Linked DNA regions of Homo sapiens: region 1 is linked to region 2. A link is a loop called in an ENCODE intact Hi-C map of the cell type or tissue named here. Cell type or tissue: B cell. All regions are shown on one strand. Links, peaks and the distances in the headings refer to the core of each region. The heading gives the core; the rest is flanking DNA.

Region 1 (9,617 bases), core at 796-8,795, 58 kb after region 2:
GCATTCTGTAAGTGCTCAATTAAGGGGAGTTAGTTTCATTAACATATAAAGAGGAAAATTGACTTAATCATAGTCATAGTTCTTTAACTTTGTGTCATTAAGCTTTTCATTGATTTAAGGAAAAACCTTCCTAAGAGTATTTTCTTTCATTTATTTTTTCACTTTCATTTTTTGTTCCTTGTCTTATTATTTTTTTCCTGTACTTAAATCAGCTTAAGACATCATTATTCAAAGAATAAAACACAGTAAAGTTTTGTTCTTCCAAGTTAAAAATATGTGATATGGCTAGTGGTTTTCTTCTGTACTGGTACAATGGTGTATATGTTCCTAAGCATTGAGTATAAGTTGGACTAACAATTTTTTAATATTAAATCTTATGCATAAGAAATGTGAACTTGGTCCTAAAAGCAAGAACTCAAAACAGAAATATAAAAAGGTTGTACAGTTCACATATAAAAAAGCATTTGATCTATTTTGCATGGTAAGAACAAAATAGATCTGAATTAAGAACTTGTAAAAGTGGATGTTTTTCCAGATGGATTTATTGTGTCTGAAATAATTTGAAAAATAGTATGGAAGGTTGTCCCTTTCCTGTCTCCCTCCAAGTAAGCATTAGCTGTAAGTATTTTGAAATATTGATTGATAGATGAAACCTCAGCAAAAGAAGAAGAGCACATTTTGACCAATACCGAGCTTAAGCTTAGCTTAGAAAGCTTTTGGTGATGATGCACACCTTTTATGTCAGTTCAGTGAGCTGCAGCCATTTACAGTGGCCTAAAGAATAATGACCTTGAATTACCTCATGTAAGAAGTCTGGAGGTTGAAATTTCAAGGCGCTACAGCAGAAATCCATGCTCTTTTCCAGCGACTTTGGAGTATAATCTTCCTCGCCCACGCCTGTTTCCTTAATATATAACAAGATTGTTGCCATATAGCGCTAAGGCTTTCAAGAGCAGGAAGCTGGAAGACCTTTTATTTGTGCGCCTCTCATATTTTATCAGCAGAGGAAAATTTTGTCCCAAAGCCTTCTACCGTATTTCCTTTTCTGTTTCATTGGTCAGAACTGTGTCACATGGATACCCTTAACTCCAAGGGGGCTAAGAAAGTCAGTATCTAGCAAAAAGCAATGGGATTACCATGGTGGATTTGTACTAACTTTGATTTATCCCCTAGGCCTGGGGCAGGAGCCTAGCTTCCCTGAGTCAAGACAGATTTGCCAGGTACATGTATATAAAATCAGGGCTCTGTGGGTGAGTAGGAAGGACTGGCTAATTGATAGGCAAGGAACAGTGTCTGCTATTTCCTTGAGCAATGATAGTGACCGGTTGCTGTAATAGGATTTTTGAAGCAGCAGTGTTACCATGACAATCTGATCATGCTGGTGACCATCATTCAGCAGTGAATAGTTAACTGCCAGGCAGTGTACAATGGAGAGATTGAGCTGCAGATATAAATTTGGAAGTTATTAGCATATATATGGTATCTAGATTTATGGGGACAGATACTCTCTCCAGATCAAAACAACCAAAATGGCATGATGGTAATAAAATAGTTTTAAAAATCTGGTATTATAGAATGCCTAGGTGGTAAGTGAAGTTTTTTTTTCTCTTTTTTGTTTTTAAATGGATTTTATTTTTTAGAGCAATTTTAGGTTCACAGTGAAATTGAGCAGAAGATACAAAGATTTCCCATGTACCCACTACGCCTACACATACACAGCCTCCTCTACCATCAGCATCACCTACAAGAGGGGTATGTTTTTGTCTTTGTTTTTTTTTGAGATGGAGTCCTGCTCTGTCGCCCAGGCTGGAGTGCAGTGGCACGATCTCAGCTCACTGCAGCTCCACCTCCCGGGTTCAAGTAATTCTCCTGCTTCAGCCTCCCGAGTAGCTGGGACTACAGGTGCACACCACTATGCCTGGCTAATTTTTGTATTTTTAGTAGAGACGGGGTATCACCATGTTGGCCAGTCTGGCCTTGAACTCCTGACCTCAAGTGATCCACCCTCCTTGGCCTCCCAAAATGCTGCGATTACAGGCGTGAGCCATTGTGCCTGGTCAGAGTGCTGTTTTTTATAATTGGTGAACATACATTGACACATCATTGTCACCTAAAGTCCTTAGAGAATGTACAGCTTACTTGTGTCATGGGTCAGGGAATATCTTAGGTTTTCTGAAAGATGACACTTAATTTGGGAAGGAGATTCCAGCCCAGAATCATCTCTGCTCAACCTTGTTTTCTTCACATGTTAATGCTATTCTTTGGCCATCCTTGGTTCTTGCCTTTGCTTTCAGAAAATAGCAGCCAAGGTGTGAACAAGTAGATGGGCCAGCAAGGGTGGAGTGAACTGGTACCAGTTACTGGGGCCCAGTGTACTGGATGAGGGATGGCCAGTGAGTTGTGTTCATATATGTACCAGTCCAATGCCAATGTAAAGAATTTCTGCCATTCTACCATTGCAGAGTGGGCCTGAAAAATGTTTTCAGCAATGTTCAAATTTCTTCCCACTACCTGCAAACATGAATTTGGGGATTTCAGCTAACTTCTTACTACCTGTAGCATATGGGATTTGGAGTAGGGTATAATTAAAATTGATGGGTAACTCTAATCTCCTTTTAGCCTTATTAGCCATATAAACCCTCTGACAGCTACTTAAACAAAGAAACTAGAGTCTTCTTATCTCTCTCTTTTCTTCTTAATCTTTTATCTCCCTATAATAATAAGTTATTACTGTACTATAATTAATACCTGTTAAGGGAGTATTTACTGAGACTTTCTTAGTGCTTTACATATATTAACTACTTTAATCTTCACAACAACACAATGAGGCTTATCCATACTAGATAGGTGAACAAACTAAGGCTCAGAGAGATTGGATAACTTGCCCAGGGTCATATATCTAGTAAGTAGTAGAGCTAGAATACAGAGCTACAAACTAAGGGTGGTGAAATGCTGCAAAGCCAGAAAAGCACTGAGAAGAAATGAAGGGAAAGCCCTGGCCATTCCATAGTTCAGTGTAATCAGTAACTTATGATAGTTTGTATTATTTAAGTAGAAAGTTAAAATGAGTCAATTTCATGTGATGGGCTGTGTGGCTCTCTTTTCTCCTTGTGTGTCTCTTTGTGGGTGTGTGTGTTGAAGGCCTTTTAATGCTCTAAAACAAAACAGATTATATCTGACCATTGTTAGAGAAATTTGTAAAAAAAAAAAAAAAATCATTAGCTGGGCTGGGCATGGTGGCTCACGCCTGTAATCCCAGCACTTTGGGAGGCCGAGGTGGGCGGATCACGAGGTCAGGAGATCGAGACAATCCTGGCTAACAAGGTGAAACCCCGTCTCTACTAAAAAATACAAAAAATTAGCTGGCGTGGTCGTGGGCGCTGTCGTGGTCGTGGGCGCTGTCGTGGGCACCTGTAGTCCCAGCTACTTGGGAGGTTGAGGCAGGAGAATGGCATGAACCCGGGAGGCAGAGCTTGCAGTAAGCCGAGATCGCGCCACTGCACTCCAGCCTGGGCAACAGAATGTGACTCTGTCTTAAAAAAAAAAATTATTAGCTGTTTTCTCAAAGAGAAATTAAATGAATATAGCTGATGTTCACTTTAGTGTTTATTTTTAACAAAGCCTCATAGAGAAAACTAGTCTCATAGGAGAAAATCATTATAGAAAGTCTGATGCTCAGCCAGGCACGGGGGCTTACGCTTGTAATCTTAGCACATTGGGAGGCCAAGGTGGGTAGATCGCCTGAGGTCAGGAGTTTGAGACCAACTTGGCCAACATGGTGAAACCCTGTCTCTACTAAAAATACAAAAAAACTAGCGGGGCGTGGTGGCAGGTGCCTGTAATCCCAGCTACTCAGGAGGCTGAGGCAGGAGAATTGCTTGAACTGGGGAGGCAGAGGTTGCAGTGAGCCGAGATCGTGCCACTGCACTCCAGCCTGGGCCACAAGAGCAAGACTCCATCAAAAAAAAAAAAAAAAAACAAAAAACAAAGAAAGTCTCTGATGCTCATTCTTTTCCAAATGGAAATCTCCCCCGCCCCCTTCTTTTTTTAATCAATTTTAGTACATACTCATTGGAAAGACCTTAAGTAAAATTCTGTTATTCAGGATTAACTTTATACAATTTGAAATGTATTGCATATCTTTCTGGATATCATTCTTGGTCTGTAAACATATAAAAACATCTTTTTTTAAACAAAAAATTAGAATTCACTTTTTACACTCAACACTGTATCTTGGACATCTTTCCCTGTCAATACCCTTTTTAAAGGCTTCAGAATATTTCATTGTACGGATGTGCCAAAATGTAAACAGTCTACTGCCCTTTACATACACATGCTCTGTAACCTTCTAGTTTAATAAATTAAAATTCATTTTAATATAACTCCTTTCTCTTTAAATTTCATTTTGTCTATATAAAATGTAGAATTTGAACTAGTTCATCTCTGAGATGTCTTCCAACTCCACACATGGTGATTCCTAATTCTGCTCGATTAATTTTAGAGCTGCCAGCTGCTGCCACAGTTTTGCCAACTATCCTCTGCCTTGTAGTCGTGCCTCTGCTGCTCACCCAGCCCTGGCTTCTCTTGATATCTGCTTTGGGGAAGCAAAATGCTGCCCCAGAACATGGTAGGTGGCTCAGGAGAGAGAATAAGGAAGCCACAGCACTGAGCCTAGGCGGCCAGGCTTTAGAACAGTGGTGAGAATATGACAGTAAGGTGTGCAGAGAGCAGTAAGACTGTGGTGTCTGTCCACAGAAGCTGTATGTGGGTGTGTTAGTTCTGAGCCCAGGATCAGTGTGACTGCCAGAGGATGAGGCGGTACTAGAGACAGAGGAGCCTGTAAAAGAGTGGACCAGGCCTGTGGAGAGAGTGGTAGGAATTGTTGCCTGTTGCCATGGGGTCATTCCAGAACTCCTCTAGGGGTTAGCTGTGCAGGCTGAAGTTCCAGCTAGACAGATACAGGGCTTTTAGATGCAGTTCTTGAAATCTTAGTGAACAGTTTTATTTCAGTGTTGTTATCTTGAATCCTTTTACAAATTTCAGAATATTCAGGTGAGGGTTCTAGATCATATTAGAGTTGACTTATTCTAATTTTAGTAGAGACATTATTCAGTTTGACTTCTACGTCCAACTTTTCTTCTCTTTTGGCCTCTCACTCATTACTGGAAAGGGGTAGCCTGCCCTCTGGCTACAGCTGATTATACCCAAACTGGCCATTTGGATTTCCTTTCTTAGAACACGTAGGGCAGGTGCTGTGAAGACTGGAACTTTGAGGTGGTTTCCAAACACAGTTCTGCATTATGATCACCTGCACAGCCTTGTAAGAGCAGCTGAATCACTAGGTCTGAAGAAGGACCCAGGCGTGTATATTTTTAATAAGTTCTGTAGATGGATGTGGATGATCATCTAAGTTTGAGGACCAGTGGACTAGGACACCAACTCAGAACACTATCCTGTTCACTTCTGATAGTTCCCCCCTGCAAATCCAGGTGAGTAGAGTGGAGGGTAGAATGGACCTCCAGGGATCTGGACACTGAGACTATGACCCTGCCTCCTATTTTTCTGCTCTGTGGCCAGTTTAACCTTTCTCTGGGGTCCCCTCCAAAAGTAAGATTGTGACCTCCTATTGTATGTATAGTAATTCAATAAATATTAAATGCCTACTTTGTACCGGACATTTTGCTGAGTGCTATCCAGCTTGCCACTGAACTGTTTTCTTAATTAGTAAAATAGCATAGGATAGTGAACAAAGCACAGGCTTTGGAGTTAATTTTAAGTGTAAGACCAATCCTTGCTACTTGTAGCTGGGTGCCCTGCACATGTTATTTCTCTACACTAAGCCTCGGTTTCTTCTGCTCAAATACAGGAACAATACCTATCCTACATGGCTATTATGAAGGTTAAATTAAATAATAGGTTTCTACCCCTCCATTCTATGGCTTGGCCATTTTGGCTAGACTGCAAGGGACCTAAGAGCATAGAGCATATCTTATGGTTTCATGAATCCTCTGTGTTGCCTAAATTGCTACCTCTTTATTCTGATACACCAAGTTGGAATATGATTCATATTTGTACAAGGCAGTAGAGTGTTTTGTTGGAGAATCACTTTTATCTACTGAATTGGGACAAGGAAGTCTAATCAGAAGGTATATAAGTATCCTGGGCATGGTGGCTCATGCCTGTAATCCTAGTATTTTGGGAGGCTGAGGCAGGAGGATCACTTGAGCCCCATGAGTTTGAGACCAGCCTGGGGAACAAGGCAAAACCCCGTCTTTATAAAAAAGTACAGAAGTTAGCCAAGCATGATGATGTGAACCTGTAGTCCCAGCTACTGGAGAGGCTGAGGTGGGAGGATCACTTGAGTCCAGGAGGTTGAGGCCGCAGTGAGTTGTGATCATGCCACTGCACTCCAGCCTGGGTGACAGAGCAAGACCCTGTCTCAATCAATCAATCAATCAATCTTTTTAAAAAGAAGATATATAAGTAAATAGCATTCAGAAAACCTCAAGTTTGTTTTTTTTTTGTTTTGTTTTTTTTTTGAGACCGAGTCTTGCTCTGTCACCCAGGCTGGAGTGCAGTGGTGGAATCTCGGCTCACTGCAACCCCCGCCTCCCGGGTTCAAGTGAGTCTCCTGCCTCAGCCTCCCAAGCAGCTGGGATTACAGGCATGTGCCACCACGCCCGGCTAATTTTTGTATTTTTAGTAGAGGTGGGGTTTCACCATGTTGGCCAGGCTGGTCTTGAACTTCTGACCTCAGGTGATCTGCCCACCTCGGCCTCCCAAAGTGCTGGGACTACAGGTGTGAGCCATTGTGCCCGGCCAGAAACCTCAGTTTTAAGCTTTTTTCTTCTCTCACCATGACTACATGGGGCACTTCACTTTTTTGAACCTCACGTTCCTGAGTGAGCTAGACCATCTCTTCCCTTTTTTCTTGTTTTGGGTAGTTTGTGATTGTTATGACACATAAAGACATTTTTTAAATTGAACATTGTGCTATTTTAAATTAAAACAATTAAATGCTTCAATAATATGAGAAGATCTATTAAAAAATCTCTTTAGCTTAATAGACTCATTGGCCTTTTCCTGGCTTCTTTCATATGCCTTGGTTTTCTGCAAAGTTGTGATCAGTGTATGTATTCAATTTGGAGTTCTTTTATTTCTACTTTTCAATGTTACTATATAGTGTTCTAGTATATTAACATGGGGACTTTAGAATTCATATTGTAGATATGAATTAAAAAAGAATTTTTTTTTCCTAGAAGAGCTGAACTGTTAGGCTTCCTGTTTTTCAATCTGTGGAACTTGACTAACATTTAAAAAATAATGAAATAGAATGGAATTTAAAATATCAGAATGGTTTCAGGAAATATCTATTTAAGTTTATATTTTTATGTGAAGATGTCTGTTTACTGGATCATGATGTAAAATGTATGCTTACCGAGGGTTGTGGCCAAAAGAATTTAAAAGCCACTGGATTAACAATGACAGTCCCATCACATTTTGAGGTTTTTACGTCATATTCTAGAAAAGACTGTTTAATTCCCAGGTGTGTCCTGAGAGTTGCTTCTTTTGGAAGTACATAGTTGTGAGCTATTGCGTTCACAAAACTAAGACCTTGAGTGAAATGTAATTACGTATCTCCTCTGCCCAGAATGAATGTACAGGAAACAAATTTTTATTATACTAATAATTAAATAAATCCAATTAAATATGGATAAGCCATACTATACCAAATGAAACACAGCGGGAGAAGAAATCTTACACATAAAGGATATACTGTGTTCTTTGGTTAACATGCTTGTCTACACTTTTCCTTTGGCCTTCTATTACATTCGCCAGCTTCTATCTGAAGGAAGCTAAAAAAATACAGACTTTGTGCATACATTACAAGCCATTTTTTAATAATCAGCTCTCTTAAATTCATTTTATATGATTCTTGTACTTTGAAATATTTGGGGCTGGGTGTGGGAGCCACCAGACTGCACTTTGGGAGGCCAAGGCAGGAGGATTGCTTGAGGCCAGGAGTTCGAGACCAGCCTGGGCAACACAGTGAGACCTTGTCTCTACTAAAAATTTAGCAAGTAGCTAGGTGTGGTGGTGTGTACCTGTAGTACCAGCTACTTGGGAGGCTGAAGTGAAGGGAATTACATAAGCCCAGAAGTTTGAGGTTGCAGTGAGCTATTATTGTGCAACTGCACTCCAGCCTGTGCAGAGACCCTGTCTCAAAAAAATAAAAATTTTGCCTAGTCTTGAAGTTCAAAGCAACATTCACCTTATTACTTGTTCCTCTCTCTGTCTTCCTCATTAGTAATCATCTCATTGAGCTACAATTTTTCCCCTTTTGGTTATTTTCTAAAACTCACACACATAGCTGCTTCTAATTAACTGTACAAGGGCTTTCTTAGTGAGTGACTGAGCATGATTTAGCAGCCTGACTGTCTCTTTGGGGAGCTGATGTTATGGAGTAGCCAATGTATTTGCTTTTTGAAAATTTTTTATTTCAATAGGTTTTTGGGTAACAGGTGGCGTTTGGTTACATGGATAAGTTTTTAGTGGCAATTTCTGAGATTTCGGTGCACCCATCAACTGAGCAGGGTACACTGTACCCAATGTGTAGTCTTTTATCCCTCACTACCCCCAGCCCTTTCCCCAAAGTCCCCATAGTCCATTGTATCTTATGCCTTTGCATCCTCATAGCTTAGCTCCCTGTCAATGTATTTTCAGTAGTTAACCTGTTTCATAGGCTAAACAAGATTCAGAGTTCTTTTATTTTACTGTTTCAGTCCAGCTCAGTTACGATAAATATCTAGATCTGTTAGGATAAGAAATTGTGGAGCTTCAGGTTTAGAATAATGAGATTCCTAGGACTGAAGGAAATTTCTGTGATTTAGAAAATTATTTTAAATGTATTTCCATCCATTTGCAGAATGAATTTTGTTTAAGCAATAGTTAGGGTTGGGAAAGTCCTGTTATTAACTGAGGAGAGGAGGAAAGTCCATAGCCTGTGGATCAGTTAAAGACATTCTGAACTAAATAGACACCATGAGGTTTGTTTTCACCCGTTTACTATAAAATATGCTGTGGATTTTGGGCAGTACCTAACCTATGTTCCAAATGTTGCTTTATGGGAAATTCTTATTCACCCATGATATATCTCAATTATTAAAAGTACATAAGAACCTGGTTATCACGAGAGAATTCTTCCTGATATATCCCTCGTGGCAGGACCCAGCTTGGGAGTGGAAATTGCTCTAGCTCCCAGTCACTAGTGGTATATTCTAGGACTTGTGGGGAGGCTTTGGCAGGGTGGAGATCCAGGGCAGTAACAGCTGGTGCTGGTTTCTCTGGTGACCAGGAGACTAGAAACAAGTGGTTATAATGGCTTGTCCCGATATCCACATTGCTTCCAGTCTTTAAGCTGTACTCTTGCATCTAGTGACACAGTGCCTACATGTGCCTAAGTTTCTCAGTGGTATCAGAGGACAGGTTATGAAAGTGTATTTGAAAATCTTTCATTGATATCTTACCAAATGATATACTTTCTTTTGTACTGCCTTTCAGAATTAAAGCTATAGAGAGTCCCAACAAAGAAGATGATACCCAGTGGCTGACCTACT
Region 2 (9,617 bases), core at 1,078-9,077:
GGAACTTCTACAGCCAGTACTCAGTGACTGATATACTACTACTCACTATCACTTTGAGGTTGAAGCTAATGTGTGGAATGGGGCAAAGCTGAAAGATCTGTAGGAAAATGGACCCAGAATTGTCAGGAAACGGGCTGGGAGAGAGACAGAGAGCACTAGCTGAGCTAACAGGTATCAGAGTAGCCAATTAGACCAACGAGCCAAAAATGAGAGTAGCGTTTACTGCAATGATACAAACAAGAAACAGAGAAAGTACCCACAGTTTCTGTTCCATTTCCCCCATGGAACTGCGCACTAGCTGCAGGTCACATGAGTCAGCACGGATGTAGGGGGTCATGGAGTCATATCACTGTTAAGGGATCCCTGAAGAAAAAGCTCCAGCAGTTTTATGGACTCTGAGGTGGAGTAGGGGAAGGCAAGGGGGAAAGGCTAAGAGTGGAAAAGTACTGAGTACCTAGGCAACCTGGAAAAGAATGTCAAGGTTTCCCCTCCCCTCCCCATAAGGAGGCCTCAGCAGAGAAGCCTAAAGAACCCTCTCCCCAGCCAGGCACAGTGGCTCACGCCTGTAATCCCAACACTTTGGGAGGCCAAGGCTGGCAGTTTGCTTGAGCTACTGAGTTCGAGACCAGCCTAGGCAACATGGCAAAACCTTGTCTCTACAAAAACTACAGAAAAATTAGCCTGGCATGGTGGCATCCACCTGTAGTCCCAGCTATTCAGGAGGCTGAGGTGGAAGGAGTGCTTGAGCCCGGGAAGCCAAGGCTGCAGTGAGCTGAGATTGTACCACTGTACTACAGCCTGGGTGACAGAGCCAGACCCTCTCTCAAAAGAAAAAAAAAAAAATCCTCTGCACAAGGCCTCAGATAAAGAAACCTAGGAATGAAGGAGGCACCAGGGATAGGAATGCAAATATTTACAGTCATGAGTTGCTTCAGAACAGGATACATTCTGAGAAATGCATTGTTGGGCGATTTTGTCATTGTGTGAACATTATAGAGTATACTGGTACAAACATAGATGGCATAACCTACCTAGGCTATATAGTACAGCCTATTGCTCCCAGGCTACAAACTTGTACAGTATGTTACTATACTGAATACTATAGGCAATTGTAATACAATGGTAAGGCTTTATAGATCTAAAAATATCTAAACACAAAAAAGGCACAGTCAAAATATGGTATAATAATCTTATGGAACCAACACCTTCGAATATGTTGTTGGTTGAAATGCTGTTATGTGACCCGTGACTGTATCAGAGCCTGCAGCACACTAGCTGTGCACCAAGTCTGTGGAAGGGAGAGCAGCTTTCCTCCATGAGGGCTGCCAGGTAGAGGCTTTGTAATCACCTGCAATCAGACAGACCTGAAAAACCACACGTAGGTTTTTAACCAGGAGCTGGAATCCTCAAGAACTAAGTGAAACCCAAAGCCTATCCTACCTCTGAACTTACATGAACCAAATATTTCTTAAGCCGAAGCTGTTATTTGAGCCTAAATCATTTTAATTTATATGTTCCTCTATCCATCCAGTAGCTCAAATCAGAAAACCTAAGAGTGAATCTTGATTCCTGTTTTTCTCATATATCACTATGCCCAATACATCAGCAATTCCTAACTAGTCTACCACCAAAACATATCTAAGATCCATCCCCATTTCCTCCACCTTAACTTTCCCCACCTTAGTCCAGGCCACAGCACTTCTCACTTAGACTACTTCAACTGGCTTCTAACTGGTCTCCTGTCTTGCACCCATGCTCCATTTTAATCTGTCCTCCACAGAGCAGCAAGAGTGATCAGGCTGGGGATGGTGGCTTACTCCTATAATCCCTACATTTAAGGAAGCTGAGGTTGGGGGATCGCTCCTGGACAGGAAGGAGTTAGAAACCAGCCTGAGCAATATAGTAAGATCCCGTATCTACAAAAGTAAAAAGGAAAAAACAAAAAAAAACCCATGCATAGTGGTGTACACTCATACTCCCAGCTACTCCAGAGGCTGAGGCAGGAGGATCCCTTGAGCCCAGGAGTTCAAGGTTACAGTGAGCTATGATTGCATCACTGAACTCCAGCCTGAGCAAAAAAGAGTAATAATCTTTTATTTATTTATTTATTGTAATTTTTTTAGAGTCAAGTTCCCACTCTCTTGCCCAGGCTAAAGTGCAGTGGTGTGATCATAGCTCACAGCAGCCTCACACCCTTGAGCTCAAGTGATCCTCCTGCCTCAGCCTCTCAAGTAGTTTGGACTACAGGCATGTGCCACCATGCCTTGCTAATTTTTGTTTTTGTTTGTTTATTTGTTTTGTTTTGAGATGGAGCTTCTTTCTTGTCGCCCAAGCTGGAGTGCAATGGCCTGATCTCCGCTCACTGTAACCTCCGCCTCCCGAGTTCAAGCAGTTCTCCTGTTTCAGCCTCCCAAGTAGCTGGGATTACAGGCATGCACCACCACGCCCAGCTAATTTTAATCTGTATTAAAATTAATAATTTATATTTTTAGCAGAAATGGGTTTTCACCATGTTAGCCAGGCTCATCTTGAACTCCTGACCTCTGGTGATCTGCCCACCTTGGCCTCCCAAAGTGCTGGGATTACAGGCATGAGCCACCATGCCCATCCTAATTTTCATATTTTTTGTAGAGACAGTCTTACTATGTTGCCTAGACTTGTCTCAAACTCCTGGGCTCAAGTAATCCTCCTGCCTTGGCCTCCCAAAGTGCTGGGATTACAGACACGAACCACTGCAGCTGGCCTGTGATCATCTTAAAACCCAAATTTGAATGATGGGCATGGTGGCATGTGCCTCTAGTCCCAGCTACTCAGGAAGTCCCTTGAGCCCAGTCTGGCCTGAGCAACATAGCAAGGCCTTATCTTTATAAGACCCTGTCTCTACAAAAATAAAGGAAAAAATGACATAAATTTAATCACATCACTCTCCTGCTTAAAATTTTTCATGACCCTCAGAGTAAACTCTAGTTTGCTATCTAAGAGAACTTACACGACGGAGCACTAAATGTCACTTTAGCTTCATCCTATGTCCCATCTTCATCTGTCTCTGCTACACTCTAGCCATATTAGTCTTTTTGAAATTCGTCAAATACCCCAAGCTCTTTCCAAATACCATTCCCACTGCCTGGAATGTTGCACCTACCTTCCATGATCCCCTCCTTTTCACCTTTATGTATGGGTTAAATGTCACCTCTTCAAAAAACCTTCCCTGGCCGCTCTATTTAAATAGTCTCGACTGGGTGTGGTGGCTCACACATGTAATGCCAGCACTTCAGGAGGCCGAGGCAGGTGGATCACCTGAGGTCAGGAGTTCATGGCCAACATGGTGAAACCCTGTCTCTACTAAAAAAAAAAAAAAAATTAGCCGGGTGTGGTGGCACGTGCGTATAGTCCCAGATACTCGGGAGGCTGAGGCAGGAGACTCACTGGAACCCAGGAGGCACAGGTTGCACTGAGCTGAGATTGCATCACCGCACTCCAGCCTGGGTGACAGAATGAGACTCAGTCTCTAAATAAATAAATAAATAAATAAATAAATAGTTTCTACTGTCATTACCTATCACATGTCTTTGTTTCCTTCATACTATGCTTCTTCAATTTGAAACATTTTCAATGCCTCTCCCCCATTATACTATATGTTACAAAAAAGCAGGGATCTTTTCTAATTTATCCACTAATTCCCCAGTGCTTAGAATACCTCAGTCATATCTATGACCTCTATAAACATTTGTTAACCAAAGAATAGGAAAATGAATGAGTTATCACCAAATATGTGCTGAGGTGACTAGGAAGGAGGTGATGAGACGCAAAATCTCAAAATGAGTAAGAGAGAATTACTTTTTAAAAAACAGAAAGAGGCCAGACGTGGTGGCTCACGCCTGTTATCCCTGCTCTTTGAGAGGACGAGGCAGGGGGATTGCTTGTAACTATGAGTTCGAGACCAGCCCGAGCAACATAGGGAGACCCCATCTCTACAAAAACCCAAAAAGATTAGCTAGGCATGGTGGCGCCTGTGGTCCCAGCTACTTGAAAGGCTGAGGAGAGAGGACTGCTTGAGCCTGGGAGGTCAAGGATGCAGGGGGCCATGATAGTGACACTGTACTCCAGCCTGGACAACAAAGCAAGACCGTGGCTCAAAATAAAATGAAATCAGAGTGAATCTCTGCTTTCTAAGAGTGAATCTCATCTTCCTAACATGTCGGAAAAGATGAACTCATTCTAGCTCAGTTAGGTTTTTGTTACTTTCACCAGAGTCCTAATACAGAGCTCGCTTGCTCTATGTGTATATGTTAAACAAATATATGTGATATATAAAACAAATATAAATATAATAAGTGTATAATAATATATAAATGTATGTGAAATATAAACATAGTAAGTATAAATGTACACTGCACATAAAACAACTCTTGAACTCTAGACTATGCCTCTTTTCTTTTGCCCTCCCCTTCCTGTTCCCTGTCATGTCTAACTCCCATGCACTGATGTATTTGCCCAGAATGGGAGGAGGCAGTTGAAAGGGGACAAATGGAATTGTCAGACCCAAGTAAAAAAGTTCTAAGCGGCCGAGCACGGTGGCTCACACCTGTAATCCCAGCACTTTGGGAGGCCGAGGCAGGCAGATCACGAGGTCAGGAGTTCGAGACCAGCCTTACCAACATGGTGAAACCCCAACTCTACTAAAAACATAAAAATTAGCCAGGCGTGGTGGCACATGCCTGTAATCTCAGCTACTCAGGAGGCTGAGGCATGAGAATAGCCTGAACTTGGGAGTCAGAGGTTGCAGTGAGCCGAGATCGCGCCACTGCACTCTAGCCTGGGTGACAGAGCAAGACTCCATCTCGAAAAAAAAAACAAAAAAAGCTCTAAGCTAGTGATTAACAACCTTCTTTTGCATGAGGAACAAATTAGAAAAAGTAAAATTATTTTTGAACTTTAAAAAAAAATCTTAACTTTAAAAATCAGAAATACAATTTCTATAACGGTTCTTAAGAATCTGCTTATTAATTTCCTGTCATTGACTAAAATTTCAAAACTAAGTTATTAATACACACTAATTATTATGTTGAATCTTTGAATAAATTTTGTTGTTGAGTAAGTATCCTAAAGGCTGGCTTTTCTTTCTTTTCTTTTTTTTTTTTTTTGAGATGGTGTCTCACTGTCACCCAGGCTGGAGTGTGGTGGCGCGATCTCAGCTCACTGCAACCTCCTCCTCCTGGGTTCAAGTGATTCTCCTGTCTCAGCCTCCTGAGTAGCTGGGACTACAGGCACATGCCACCATGCCAGGCTGATTTTTGTATTCTTAGTAGAGATAGGGTTTCACCATATTGGTTAGGCTGGTCTCAAACTCCTGACCTAGGGTGATCCACCCACCTCGGCTTCTCAAAGTGCTGGGATTACAGGCGTGAGCCACCATGGCTGGCCAAGGCTGGTGTTTATTTTCTTAATGACCTTGTAAGCATCTTAACCGGAAAAAGGAGTTTGTCTTATAGCGCCTCTTACAATGAATTCTTTAAAAGAAGTTGTTTTGTTAAAAACAATGATGAACAAACCAACCCAAAGAAATACAAAGAAGCACCTCTCCAATCACTCACTGGTAAACTCATCAGCTAAGTTTGGCCCCATAACTCTGTGCTGGCTGGTCTTCATGTACCTCCTAAGTCCCCAGTTGTGTGGCACTCTCCAGAGGCCCCACCTGGGTAGACCTAACTATTTCCAGAATACACAAGGAAGCCAAGTATGTTTTATCTGCTACCAGCAGAGGGTGTTCATTCCTTTTTTCCATTTTTAAATTTTGCATCATACTGCTGAGTAATATTTTTAGTACAAGAACATGACTTTAAAACTGCAGCTTTTGACATACATAGGACTCCACTTCTTAGGAGTCCTGTAATGGAACTGGGAAATGGCAGTGTTTTCTGGTTAAATGACTCAGAACTCTGAAGAAACCCTTTCTCACACAACGAAACCTCCCCCTTAGAGTTACTTCTTTTAGTCATCACAGCACTGCCAAACAGTGATACAATCTCACTCTGTAATTAGTTTTCTATTGCTGTTATAACAAATTACCACAGACTTGATGGCTTAAACAATACAAACGTATGGCCAAGTGCAGTGGCTCATGCCTGTAATCCCAGCACTTTGGGAGGCCAAGGCGGACAGATTACTTGAGGTCAGGAGTTCGAGACCAGCCTGGCCAACATGGCAAAATCCCATCTCTACAAAAAATATAAAAAATTAGCCGGGCATGGTGGCACATACCTGTAATCCCTGCTACTTGGGAGGCTGAGGTAGGAGAATCGCTTGAACCTGGGAGGCAGAGGTTGCAGTGAGCCAAGATTGCACCACTGCACTCCACCCTGGGCAACACAGTAAGACTCTCTCAAAAAACAAACAAACAAGTTCTCACAGTTCTGTAGGTTAGCAGCCCAACACAGATCTCACTGGGCTAAAATCAAGGTGTTGGCAAGGCTGTGCTCCCTAGTGAAGGCTATAAGGAACAATCAGTATCCTTGTTTTTTCCAGCTTTCAGAGGCCGTCTACTTCCTCAGCTCATGCTCCCCTTCCCCCATCTTCCAAGCAGCAATGACAAGTGATTCCTTCTGACGTTGTATCTCTGAGCTTTTCCATCATTCCACCTCCCTCTGATTCACTCCTTCTGGTCTTCTTTCACTTTTAAGAACCCCTGTGATTATATTGGGCCCTCCTGGATAATTCATGATCCCATGGTCTTCTCCCTATCTTAAAATCAGCTGATTAGCAACTTTAATTCCATCTTCAATCTTAATTCCCCTTTGCTATTAACACATTCAGAGATTCCAGGGATTAGGACGTGGACATCTTTGGAGGACATTATTCTGCCTGCCATACTCTCTGTGTCCTTGTTTAGTAGCCCCTTCTCTGTGTCTACCCATCTCCTTACTTTCCTATCTCCAGGAATCACTGACATAAATTTTTATCATTTGGTAATTGCTAGTTTCATTAACTTGAATTTATGGAATTGTATCTTTTTTGTTCCTCTTGCATGGGATTACCCAGTTTAAAAATTATCCTTATTTGTTGGTAAAATAACAGGATATCTGGGATTTGCTTTAAAATGATCCGTTGGGGGGAATTACAGGGCAAATAGATAAAATAAGGCAAAAGGATGGTAATTATTGAAGTTGGGTGCAGTTTCAAGTAGTTAGAATAAAAAGTTTTTTAAAAAATCTAGACCCTATTGAGAAGTCAATGGACTTTTCCTCTTCTTGTTTCTTGAGTAGTTGAGAGAAAAACAATTGATGATAACAGTTGAAACTGCAAACCAAAATACCATTATTAAATGCCCAAATTCAAAATGCAATTGACTTTTTAAAAAACTTGATTAGCTGGGAGTGATGGCACATGATTGTAGTCCGAGACTGAGCACTTACGCTATGACTGTACCCCTGCACTTTAGCCTGGGGGACGGCAATATTTCATCTTTTTTTTTTTTTTTGAGACAGAGTCTCGCTCTGTCGCCCAGGCTGGAAAGCAGTGGCATGATCTTAGCTCACTGAAACCTCTGCCTCCTGGGTTCAAGCAATTCTCATGCCTCCGCCTCCCAAGTAGCTGGGATTACAGGCTTACAGGCACCCACCACCATGCCCAGCTAGTTTTTGTAGTTTTAGGAGAAACAGGGTTTTACCATGTTGGCCAGGCTGGTCTCGAACTCCTGACCTCAGGTGATCCACCCGCCTTGGCCTCCCAAAGTGCTGGGATTACATACGTGAGCCACCACGCCTGGCCAAGGTTTCATCTTCAAAAAAAATTAAAATAAAAAAAAACTTCATTGAGATATAATTTAAATACAATAAAATGCTGTTAGCTGATGGAGTGGCACACTCCTGTCCCAGCTACTCAGGGGAATCACTTGAGCCCAGGAGTCCAAGGCTTCAGTGAGCTATGGTCCAGCCTGTGAATAGCCACTGCATTCCAGCCTGGCAACACAGCAGACTCATATATTTAAAAAATATATGCCGTTCACTTTTTGTAAAATTAAACTTTCTATTTTGAGAAAATTGTAGAAGAGAGATCTTCCTACAACTGGATATGAATTTTCTCAAAATAGAAACTTGGTATATACTTTACCCAGTTTTCCGCAATGGTAACATCTTGCAAAACAGTATCACAACCAAGATATTGAAATCAATGCAGTCAAGACACAGAACATTTAATTACCACAGGTTCCTTCATGTTGCCCTTTTATAACCATTTTCTGTCTGGGTGTTCAATATTTACAGTATATTCCAAATGAAAACTTTTCTATGACTTTTACATGCCTTCCTCTTAGCTTTACATAGGAACTATGAGCAACTGCTTAAAATTACTGAAACCTATTTTTTCAGAGCTCTCATACATACTGCCTGAATCTATTTTCTGATATGATCCTAAAATTATATTGACTAAATCTTAGGAGCCATAGATAGACTACCAAAATATCAGCTGAAATAAGGGCTTGAGAGCAGCAAAGAGGGTAGTGAAAAGGCATCCTGGTCCTCCAAGATCAAAGCAGCACAGTGGGTTCCAGGCCAGTCAGTATTACAGAGCCCTTGACTGGCAAGTCAACAATATGACAGACACCATCACTGGGAGCTGCCCTCTCCAATGTCCAATCTCCTCCCTCCTCTCAGTTAAAGGCCTCATTTAAAAGCCTACATGTCCTTGTCTGTCTCACGGCCATATGCTGCTAGATGTGAAACTGCATTTGGCCAAGGAGATACAAGCATAACGGTGGTCTAGAACCCTTGGGAAGTTGTTAAAAGAAAGCAGAAGCCTCTTTTCCACCCCTTCCTCTTTGTCCCTTCCTGTCGCCAGCAATCGGTAACCTGAGCAGAGTAGCAAAATAGAACTCTCTGGTCCCTGATGACCTTGGAGCCACTAAACCAGCTCTGGAGTGCCTATTTCTAGAATTCTTTTACTGAGCGAGAGAGAGAAATAAATGTCTACTTTGTTTAAGCGATGATACTGGTTTTTTTCTGTTATATGTAGACAGTAGTCCAAACTGACATAAGTAATCCTCTCCTCATGTAGAGGCAAAGGTAGTTCTCAGTTAAGGCTTGAGAGTGCACTTTTCTTTGGATAAAAACATTTTAATAGGCCCTTTTAGCATACAAAATTAAAGCTCCAAAACTATTACAGACAGAAGAGTTTGAGACAATTGAAGGTAAACAGCTCTGAAGAATGATGCGAAGCTTTATCTTCCTCTGAGCAGAGTTGAGGCACTGCAGAAAGAGGATTATGATGTTGGAAGAAGAGAGAAGAAGCAGGCAGGAAGGATTTCCTCTTTCTAGGAAAAAAAAAAAAAAAAGGCTATAGTTGAGGGCCTGCAGCCTGGGTAGGGCTCCAGGTCAGAGAATCCCCATCTGTCATCTATGATTTCAAAGATGCTCCTAGCACCAGAGGCCTAAGGAGGGTGACAGCTGGAAGAGCAGGCCCCTGCACAGATGGATCTAGGAGCCAGAATATCAACATGCTTTCATTTTAAGGGGGATTCTTTTTCCTTTTCTGAAAAGTAATTTTCTTTGCTAAAGTCCAAGTGCAGTGAGCATCTGCCTCTTTAAAAAACAAAAAACAAAAACCAAACAAACAAAAAAACT

The links. Peaks named below come from ENCODE experiments on the same cell type or tissue, not always from the same donor. Only the 100,000 strongest peaks of a DNase experiment are listed, where the experiment ranks them.
Region 1: it touches region 2 in a loop (4-fold over the local background); 3 of 110 quality-filtered maps call a loop at or near these places.

What each region holds. Positions count from the first base shown.
Region 1 is chr5:112,902,463-112,912,079 of GRCh38, reverse strand. It overlaps REEP5 (receptor accessory protein 5), which reads left to right. Exons shown (of 5, transcript NM_005669.5): 3 at 9,562-9,617. Among named protein-coding and RNA genes, the nearest start is that of REEP5, 15 kb to the left of the region's middle. In B cell, for the core only: no CTCF peak of the experiment used is centred there; no DNase peak of the experiment used is centred there; H3K27ac peaks cover 1,613 bases.
Region 2 is chr5:112,960,291-112,969,907 of GRCh38, reverse strand. No RefSeq gene overlaps it. Among named protein-coding and RNA genes, the nearest start is that of DCP2, 12 kb to the left of the region's middle. RefSeq lists an enhancer at 94-173. In B cell, for the core only: CTCF peaks have their summits at 5,535 and 5,736 (motif pointing right); a DNase peak (open chromatin) is centred at 5,737.